2 separate regions of the Homo sapiens genome follow, and region 1 is linked to region 2. A link is an interaction called in ENCODE POLR2A ChIA-PET data of the cell type or tissue named here. Cell type or tissue: Panc1. All regions are shown on one strand. Each heading gives the region's core, and the rest is flanking DNA. Links, peaks and the distances in the headings are about the cores only.

Evidence for each region. Peaks named below come from ENCODE experiments on the same cell type or tissue, not always from the same donor. Only the 100,000 strongest peaks of a DNase experiment are listed, where the experiment ranks them.
Region 1: POLR2A ChIA-PET joins it to region 2 with 8 read pairs; 4 of 35 experiments call an interaction of 5 or more read pairs at or near these places.

What each region holds. Positions count from the first base shown.
Region 1 is chr17:58,753,151-58,757,546 of GRCh38, forward strand. It overlaps PPM1E (protein phosphatase, Mg2+/Mn2+ dependent 1E), which reads left to right and starts at 2,704. Exons shown (of 7, transcript NM_014906.5): 1 at 2,704-3,311. The coding sequence starts at 2,848. It overlaps LOC105371843 (a long non-coding RNA gene), which reads right to left and starts at 2,960. Exons shown (of 3, transcript XR_007065866.1): 1 at 2,881-2,960. RefSeq lists silencers at 2,523-2,712, 2,712-2,860. In Panc1, for the core only: no CTCF peak of the experiment used is centred there; a DNase peak (open chromatin) is centred at 2,341; H3K4me3 peaks cover 1,931 bases; H3K27me3 peaks cover 139 bases.
Region 2 is chr17:58,872,568-58,876,963 of GRCh38, forward strand. All of the region lies in intron 1 of PPM1E (protein phosphatase, Mg2+/Mn2+ dependent 1E), which reads left to right. Among named protein-coding and RNA genes, the nearest start is that of PPM1E, 120 kb to the left of the region's middle. In Panc1, for the core only: no CTCF peak of the experiment used is centred there; no DNase peak of the experiment used is centred there.

The DNA.
Region 1 (4,396 bases), core at 118-4,117, 120 kb before region 2:
TGTGGGCTTTTTCTTTTAGTAGTATTGTTTCCCCAACATATATCACTTTCCTTTGAAATGTGGGCTGAGTCATAAATTAATGTCACAAATGAGGGAGGCAACTATGTTACAAAGTAGGAAGGCGTAGATATGAATTGTTACAGTTGACAGCTAAGTACTCTTGAACTAAATGTCATTATGTCAAATTCTGAGATATTAAACAATTGTTGAAATGTAAAATTGTGGACATTTAGGTTTGCAGCCTAAAAAGTTTTGTCAATCTTTTCTAGACATTCTGAAATGGAAATGAACAGGTGGATTGAAAACAAAGACAAATGAGGAGTTTAAAGACTTTCTTGGCACCTCATAGAGAAGTTGCTCTACGCTGGTTATGTTTTAAACAAAACACATATAAATACATTCAGCATTTCTGGAAACAGATTTATTAGATCTTTCCATTTACCTTTGGGAAAAAAATATAGAGGACTCAAGGCAATTATTCACTATATTCTTTCTATCATGTATTATTTAATCTCAAGCTAGGAGAGGAACTCTGTTTTACATGATGCCATAATGTACATTAGTGAGCTCAACCCACTTAATCTTAAAATAACAGTATCAGGTCAGGGATTTAGAATACAGTATTATATGAAAACAGTTGGCAGAGAGACTCCCTCTTCTGCCATTAATAACTGGAAACGATATTTCAGACCCTAAATCCAACTGAAACCCAGAAACAATACATGGAGAGGATGGGGTGGATAATTTGTGAGAACATGTTTTTCAAAGTAGAGAAAGAATCACTATGTTTTTGCTGAATTATATGTTGCCATGGACATGGCAGTTTGCAGTAATGATGCTATCATCTATACAGCTGTATAACAACACAGCTTCTTTCTCTCCCACTCCTTCAGTAAGGCTTAAAAATAATAGGTTTGTGTGTAGTTTGGTAAGAAAATTAGAATCACTTAAAGTCATTTCAATTCCAACCCAAGAAAGAAAAAAAGAGACTTGGGGGGATGGGGAAGAAGAGCAAACAAAATGTAGAAAAAATACATATTATTGGCCGGGCACGGTGGCTCACGCCTGTAATCCCAGCACTTTGGGAGGCCAAGGTAGGCGGATCATCTGACATCAGGAGTTCGAGACCAACCTGACCAACATGGTGAAACCCTGTCTCTACTAAAAAGACAAAAAAATTAGCCGGGCGTGGTGGCACATGCCTGTAATCCCAGCTACTCAGGAGGGTGAGACAGGAGAATCGCTTGAACCCAGGAGGCAGAGGTTGCAGTGAGCCGAGATCCTGCCATTGCACTACAGCCTGGGCAACAAGAGCAAAACTCCGTCTCAAAAAAAAAAGAAAGAGAAAAGAAAAAATACATATTATATAATGAAGTATAATATGCATTATGCAGAGACTAAAGAGGGGAGTCTTGGTTGCCTGAAAACTAATGGGTAAAATCCATTGAAGTGGGTGAATCCAGTGAAAAGACCTGGATTGAGTCCTTGTTGCATCCCTTGCATGTGACCTTGAGCAAAGTCACCATGTCTTTAAGGCTGTTTTCTCACCTATAAAATGGAATAATTGGCCGGCGTGGTGGGTCACACCTGTAATCCCAGCACTTTGGGAGGCTGAGGCAGGCAGATCACCTGAGGTCAGGAGTTTGAGACCAGCCTGGCCAATATGGTGAAACCCCGTCTCTACTAAAAATACAAAAGTTAGCCGGGGGTGGTGGCAGGCCCCTGTAATCCCAGCTACTTGGGAGGCTGACGCAGGAGAATCACTTGAACCCGAGAGGCGGAGGTTGCAGTGAGCTGAGATCGCGCCACTGCACTCCAGCCTGGGTGACAAGAGCGAGATTGTCTCAAAAAAAAAAAAATCATAACGGTAACGTCCTATACCTCAAGGGACTGTGGTAAGAATTAAAAGGGTGAAATCAATGTGTAAACTATGAAGCCCAATAGAAATAAGGTGTTATACAGACAATTGCACTATTGAATCTCCGGAGACAGAGTTGAGTTAAGGAAAAATGCACTTTCGGAAAGCTTTGGCGACTGAACGACCTGAGTTCTCCAACGCCAAGGCTGGAAGTTTGGAGACCTTGAAACAAGTAAATTACCATTAATATCATAATTTTCAGTTTCCTTTTAAGAAATGAGAGTAACACCACTTTCTTCACAGAATCAAGTGAGAGAGAACCTATGCAAAGGAACTTATCACTTGGTAGGTATTTGAAGCTCCCTCTGCCTGAAAACTACTTATTCAAAGACTGCAACAAAAGGTGTTCACAGTGTGGTATCTTTCAAAACATACGCTAAGGCAAGGAACAGATAAGGAAATGGAAGTACATCCAATTGGGATCCAAGCAACCCAAGTGGGAACCAACAGCTAGACTTGGAGATGTCTTAGCTCACTCTTAACCACGTGAGGGTAGGGTATCCAACCAATAAAGACATTCAGAGTTGGAGAGCGGGCGAGTGGAGTGTCCTTTAGACTCCGCGGACTCGACGGGAGGGACCCTGCAATGCTTAATTAGAACCGGTTGCCATGGCGACAGTCTCTAGGCAGCGTGGGCTGAGCTCTCCGTAGGAATAAAGGGTGGGCCGCCGCTGGACCCTGCGCGCGCCCGCCACCAACTTTCCCTCCAGATCCGAGAGGGGCGGCGCGCTCCGCCCCCGGGCCGCGCACGTCGGTGCTCGGCGGCGCGCACGCCTGCGGGAGCCCTCTCCAGGCAACCTAGTGCTGATCGCTCGTGCCGGTGCGGCCGTTAACCGCCCTTGCCGGAGCCCTAGGCTCAAAAGCAGCCCCTTACCCTTCCTGGGCTTCCCCCAACCCCTTTCCCGGTCTGCCCTGGGGCATGAGCAGCGATGGCCGGCTGCATCCCTGAGGAGAAAACTTACCGGCGCTTCCTGGAGCTATTCCTGGGCGAGTTTCGCGGACCGTGCGGCGGCGGCGAGCCGGAGCCGGAACCCGAACCCGAACCCGAACCCGAACCCGAGTCCGAGCCCGAGCCCGAACCTGAACTGGTAGAAGCTGAGGCGGCCGAGGCTTCGGTAGAGGAACCCGGGGAGGAGGCGGCCACGGTAGCCGCGACGGAGGAGGGGGACCAGGAGCAAGACCCGGAGCCCGAGGAGGAGGCGGCGGTTGAGGGTGAGGAGGAGGAGGAGGGCGCGGCGACGGCGGCGGCAGCCCCGGGGCACTCGGCCGTGCCGCCGCCGCCGCCCCAGCTGCCGCCTTTGCCCCCGCTCCCGCGACCGCTGTCAGAGCGCATCACCCGCGAGGAGGTGGAGGGCGAAAGCCTGGACCTGTGCCTGCAGCAGCTCTACAAATAGTTAAGTAGCTGGGCTTGGCTGGTGGTGGGCCCGCGGTCCCCACCGCGCCGGCCTCGGACGCGGCTCCCTCGGCCCCTCAAACTGCTCTCTTTTCTGCTCCTCTCCCCCGCACCCGCGCCTGCCGCCGCTGAAAGCGCCCCCGCTGCTCGGACCCGGGCGGTCGGCTGAGAGCTGCCCACGCCCGCCTCGGCCCCCACGCCCGCCTCGGCCCCCACGCCTCCTACCCGGCCTTGAAGCCGCTCTCCTGAGCCCCGGCGCCCTCCCGCCGGGCCCGGGCCCCTCATCCCCTTTCACCTCGGCCCCCAGCTTCTAGCTCCACTTCACGCAACCTTTCCCTTTCCTGCCTGGAAAGGTCCTTCCTCCCAGGCTTGAGCTCCCTCTTCTTCCCAGATCCCTTCTTTCTCCGGGAGGTTTCCTCCCACCCCAGTCTGTCTTTTCCCGGGCTGAGTGCCTTGTTGTTTGGCGGCAGAGACGCGACTCCTTTCTAGACTGAGCTGCGAGGTGCCTCCTGCGTAACTGCAACAATGATGGTTATACCGGCCCCGTATCCAGATGAGAGAATGGAGTAGATTTTCCGTCAGGTGCTCAGTGTTGAAAGTGAAGGGCTTTTTAGATGTTTTCACACAGGGAAGCCTAGTCTCTTAGTTTAGACATTTGACATTCCATAATTGAGGGAAGTGGGAAGGAATTGAGAGGGAAGGGTAAGCAAAATTTTGCAAGCAAGCCTTCGGGTGAAAGAGCCATAATTCATTAAAGTGGAAAAGTCAGGCTGTTTTGATTAAATTGCAATTAGGTGCAGTATTTTCAGTCCATTAAGTAGATGGGATGGGGTGGGGAGAAAGCAGATGGCTTAGCTACACAGATGAAAGTCTAAAATAGAAAGGTCAAGGCTTTGCCTTTCATCCCAGTTCTGGTTTTTATAGGCCTGAAATAGAAACGGTTTACAATTGCGTTTCTCAATGGAATTGTTCCGAAATAATGACAGAGGAGAATACTAGTAAGTCTCTGAAAACATTGGTAAACCTGGGAAGTCTTTTGCCATTCAGCTGATAGTTGTAATGAAAGGTGTTACTCTGGCCACCCA
Region 2 (4,396 bases), core at 235-4,234:
TATTTAAACACAAAGTATGATCTGATCACTGTCCATTTGTTTTTGTGGGCTGGTTGCTGAAGGGTCAGAGTTCTGTCTTCATGTATAGTCTGGTCATTGTCCATTTGTATATCCTCCAGTCCCTTGCTACTAAAAACAAAAATGACAGCCACCTGGGAAACACAGACCCCAAACACGTGGGAGCAAGTGTTCCAAAGTGGGGAAGTTGAGTTTCCATTTATATAGGCAGTTAACAGGGTTGTAACATTTTTCCATACAAGGTCAGTCCATATGTTATATGTTATAGTTTGTTACATTTCAAGGAAGTGATTGGTTACAGTTTGTTACATTTCAAGGAAGACTGCCTTAACATTCAGTGATCGGGGTGATAATTTGAAGAGATCTTGAGCTACAAGGCTTTTCCTAGTCATTTACAGTAAAAGCAGAACTTGCAGCGGCATGCTACTGGCTCAGGTCATAGAACCACATTCCTCTCAAGGCTCAAAATTATCTAAAATTCTGCCAGCTTTAAATTTGAATTACTCAGTTTCACACCATCATAGGCCTAAGCTCACATTTTATTCAAAACAACTTCAATGTAGTATAGATAAATTTTCATAACTCTTTGTAAGTTGATATGATTTATCTCTTTAATATTAACGAAATTTAGGAATTACCTTCTGATGTTTGCTGCATATATATGCACAGATTGATGGCAAATATTTTATTGCACTATTTAGTTCTGTATTATACTATCAACATTACTGTTTTTCTAAAATAAAGCAGAATCTTTTCTTTGTTTTAAAATGATCTCAGTTCCCAAGGAAGAAACTACACCAATTTGAGTCTGAAATATCAAACATTGAAGAATACAAAATTTATTTTCTAAGCAGTGAAAAACCATGTATCTAATGAAGCAAGTTGGTTCAGATGGTGTAGCTGGCAAACAGGACAAGAGCTACGTAGAGGTAGCAAGACTGAAACTTGATCTTGGTTGGAATGGAACAAAATGCTCATAGTATTATTATTATTATTATTATTATTATTATTATTATTATTATTTTCGAGTCAGGGTCTCACTTTGTCACCCAGGCTGGAGTGCAGTGGCACAATCATAGCTCACTGCAGCCTTGATCTCCCAGGCTCAAGTGATCCTCCTGCCTCAGCACCCCCAAGTAGCTGGGACTACAGGTCCGCACTACCATGCCCAGCTAATTTTTTTTTTTTTTTTTGTAGAGATGGGATTTTGCCATGATGGCCAGGCTGGTCTTGAACTCTGAGCTTAAGTGATCTGCCCACCTTAGCCCCCCAAAGGGCTAAGATTATAGGAGTGAACCACCGTGCCCGGCCTAGTGTTAATTTTCTTTTTGCATGATTTTTACACTACTATGAAAATAAGCAAAGTCCACCCAAATGAGAACCAACAGAATTCATTTATTGAAATCTTGCTATAACAAGGAAGTCAGCCAACATCGCTTTCGTTGGGCAGACTCAAAAACGAGTAGGCAAGTTTTATAGTGAAAAAAATACGTTAAGGTATGATCTAATTGGAGGTTGTTGGCATGGAGAAGTTGAAGGCCAGCTATCTAAAAGCAGAGCATCTTAGGGAATTAATTCAGGAAACATAGTTGGCTTTCTGTGGTTGGCCTTGAGTTGAAATCATGCAGGGGTTGGGGCACAAAAATAGAGAAGCTGGTAGTCATTGATCAAATCCTCGCTGTCCTGGGGTGATTGCTGCCAAGATTGTAATTTGGATTTGCAGGCTGGTTGCTGAAGAGATTGTAGGTCAGAGTTCTATCTTCATGTATGGTCTGGTCATTGTCCATTTATATATCTTCTAATCTCTCACTACTGAAGAACAAATAAAAATGATTTGTGTTTTATAATTTTATGGAAGAATATATTCATGTAGCTTTGAGAGATTTGAAGATTCTAATAGTTACAGAAATCTTCCCAGATGAAAATTATATTTTATGTCTGAGAATATAAGATGAATTATGTTTATACTGTAAGATATCTTTGCAAAGTTCTTGTTACAGTAGAAGTAGATTCTGGACCTCAAAGATATATCAGTTACAATAATAATATGTACTTATGGGGTCTTTTGAGAAATTATAACCTGGTTTGTACTACCTCAGAAAGATTGAGCATTTTCTCCATGACTTATTGGATAATTGGGACTTTTAAAGATGTAAGAAAGAAAGTTACTGGTATATCACCACTGGAAACTCCTCACATTGCAATTTTCTATAGAGGAAATTTGTTGGCTGTGATGAATATTATATTTAAGTTTCTACAGTTTTTTAAATTAAATTTTTATTTTGAGAAATTTTCAAACAGAAATATTTTATATAAAAATTATACAGCATCAATAGATAAAGCTGAAGTATCCTTTATCCTCTCCCCTCCTGCCCCATTTTCTGTCCCCTTTCTTCCTGTAAGAGGCAACCTCTCATGAATTTGGTGTGTGTCCTTTTAACTCATAAAATCATTATTTCTAAAAACAATGTAATTGCCCTTACTTGGCTAATTATAAACACAAATATGGAAGTTTTGAAAGACTTACTTTCTAGATTCTTTTAGATTAGTAAATTATTATAATAAGCCTGAAAAACAGAACATTATTCACCAAGTAATTCAACCAAGTAACATATATTCTGTGTTAAATAGCATATTGTCTTTGTATTGGTATTAATGTATCTAATTAGTGGCAGGCATCTAGGTCTCTCAAGGAAGGAAGAAGGAGAATTTGGGGAAAAGAACCAATGAAAGAAAGCACAGATTGACACTTTGAGAAATGTGTAAAAAATGAGTCAGAGGTTTTTCTCTTGATCTTGGCTGAAAGTATAGCTAGGTCTCAAGTTTGCTTTGATCTTTTTTTGCCTGGCCCTTACAGAAGCAATGCTTTTTCTTTGTTTCAAAATGAATGGGCAAATATATATACTATACTTGTCAATCTCAGTGTTTTAAGTATTGCCAATTTGACACCAATGTGGCAGAACCAAGTTCAATTTGTTAAGAGTTTAATTTATTCTCCAAATATAAGTTGCTTCTGTTTTATAAATACCTACATAAAAAGCTTAAGTCCCAGCAATAATTTAATAAAATCCTATGCATCTTGTTTTAAATACTCCTGTGATTCACAGACAATCACAGTTGACTGAACAAAAACCTATATTTAGTAACTATTTGAAAGGTACTGTAATTAAGTCTGTTTTAGTTCTAATCATTACTAACACCGTGGATAATGCAGGAAAGGGGGAAAACACAGCTCATCAAAGAAGAGACCCATGAGATGGATATAGCTAGTTTAATCATAGTAAAAAAATCCCAAGGATGTTGACACATCTGTACTATCATTAATGAGAGATATAGTACAAAGACTTCATCTGAAAAGGATGACTTCATGGAGTATCAATGACTTTACATCTCTTCAAAGGATAAAAAGGGTTTATGTTTTTCTGGTGCCTGAATGTTTTAACTTGTTACATTGACTGCATGATGAGTACTATGGTTTGTGATTTAAATGTATTATGAACATAATTTTTTCTTTGCATCTAAAATTTTGTTTTTGGCTTAAGGAAGAACCCAAAATGCTATTCATTCACTGGTAGTATATCTGTGATTTGTAGCATGTTCTATAAAATTTCATCTCCAAGGATAAAAATTTTCTTATATTTGTACATAAATAAAACTTTTGTGAGCTTGATTAATTTTTAAAGGAGTTATACTTTTGTTATCCTTAACTTTTAAATTGGAGTATTTTCTTTGTATTAATAGGCAGAAGACTATAGCCTTAATTTTATCAGTAGGTTAGGAAGCATTTTCCTATATTTAATCTCTATATTGCTTTCAGTTTTTGGCTTTCTTGAGGATAAACAAAATGTCAATTACTAGGGAATTCTACAATCTGAGAGTGATAATTTGAAATCTGTTATAATGACATAAAGATTTATTTTTTGATATTTTTATAGGAAATGGAAATACTGGCAAACTAAAAATATTTGTTTATGGCTACTTGTTATTTCTAATCCTCTTCCTAAAATGTAAGGAATTAAAACTTGAAAATTTATTTATGGAATGGTAAATTAGAAACTGATAGTAAATCAGAAGACTGACGATAATTAAAACATTATAATATTGGGAAAGTAGCTAAAGAAGACCTTGGAAAATTATTATTAGATGTCTTCAGGAAGTGGCTGTAAAAAATATACCTGTCAGTTGACAAATGTGCATTTTATTTTATTTTTTTTTTGAGACGGAGTCTGGCCCTGTCCGCCAGGCTGGAGTGCAGTGGCGCGATCTCGGCTCACTGCAAGCTCCGCCTCCCGGTTTGGGGCCATTCTCCTGCCTCAGCCTCCCGAGTAGCTGGGACTACAGGCACCCGCCACCACGCCCAGCTAATTTTTTGTATTTT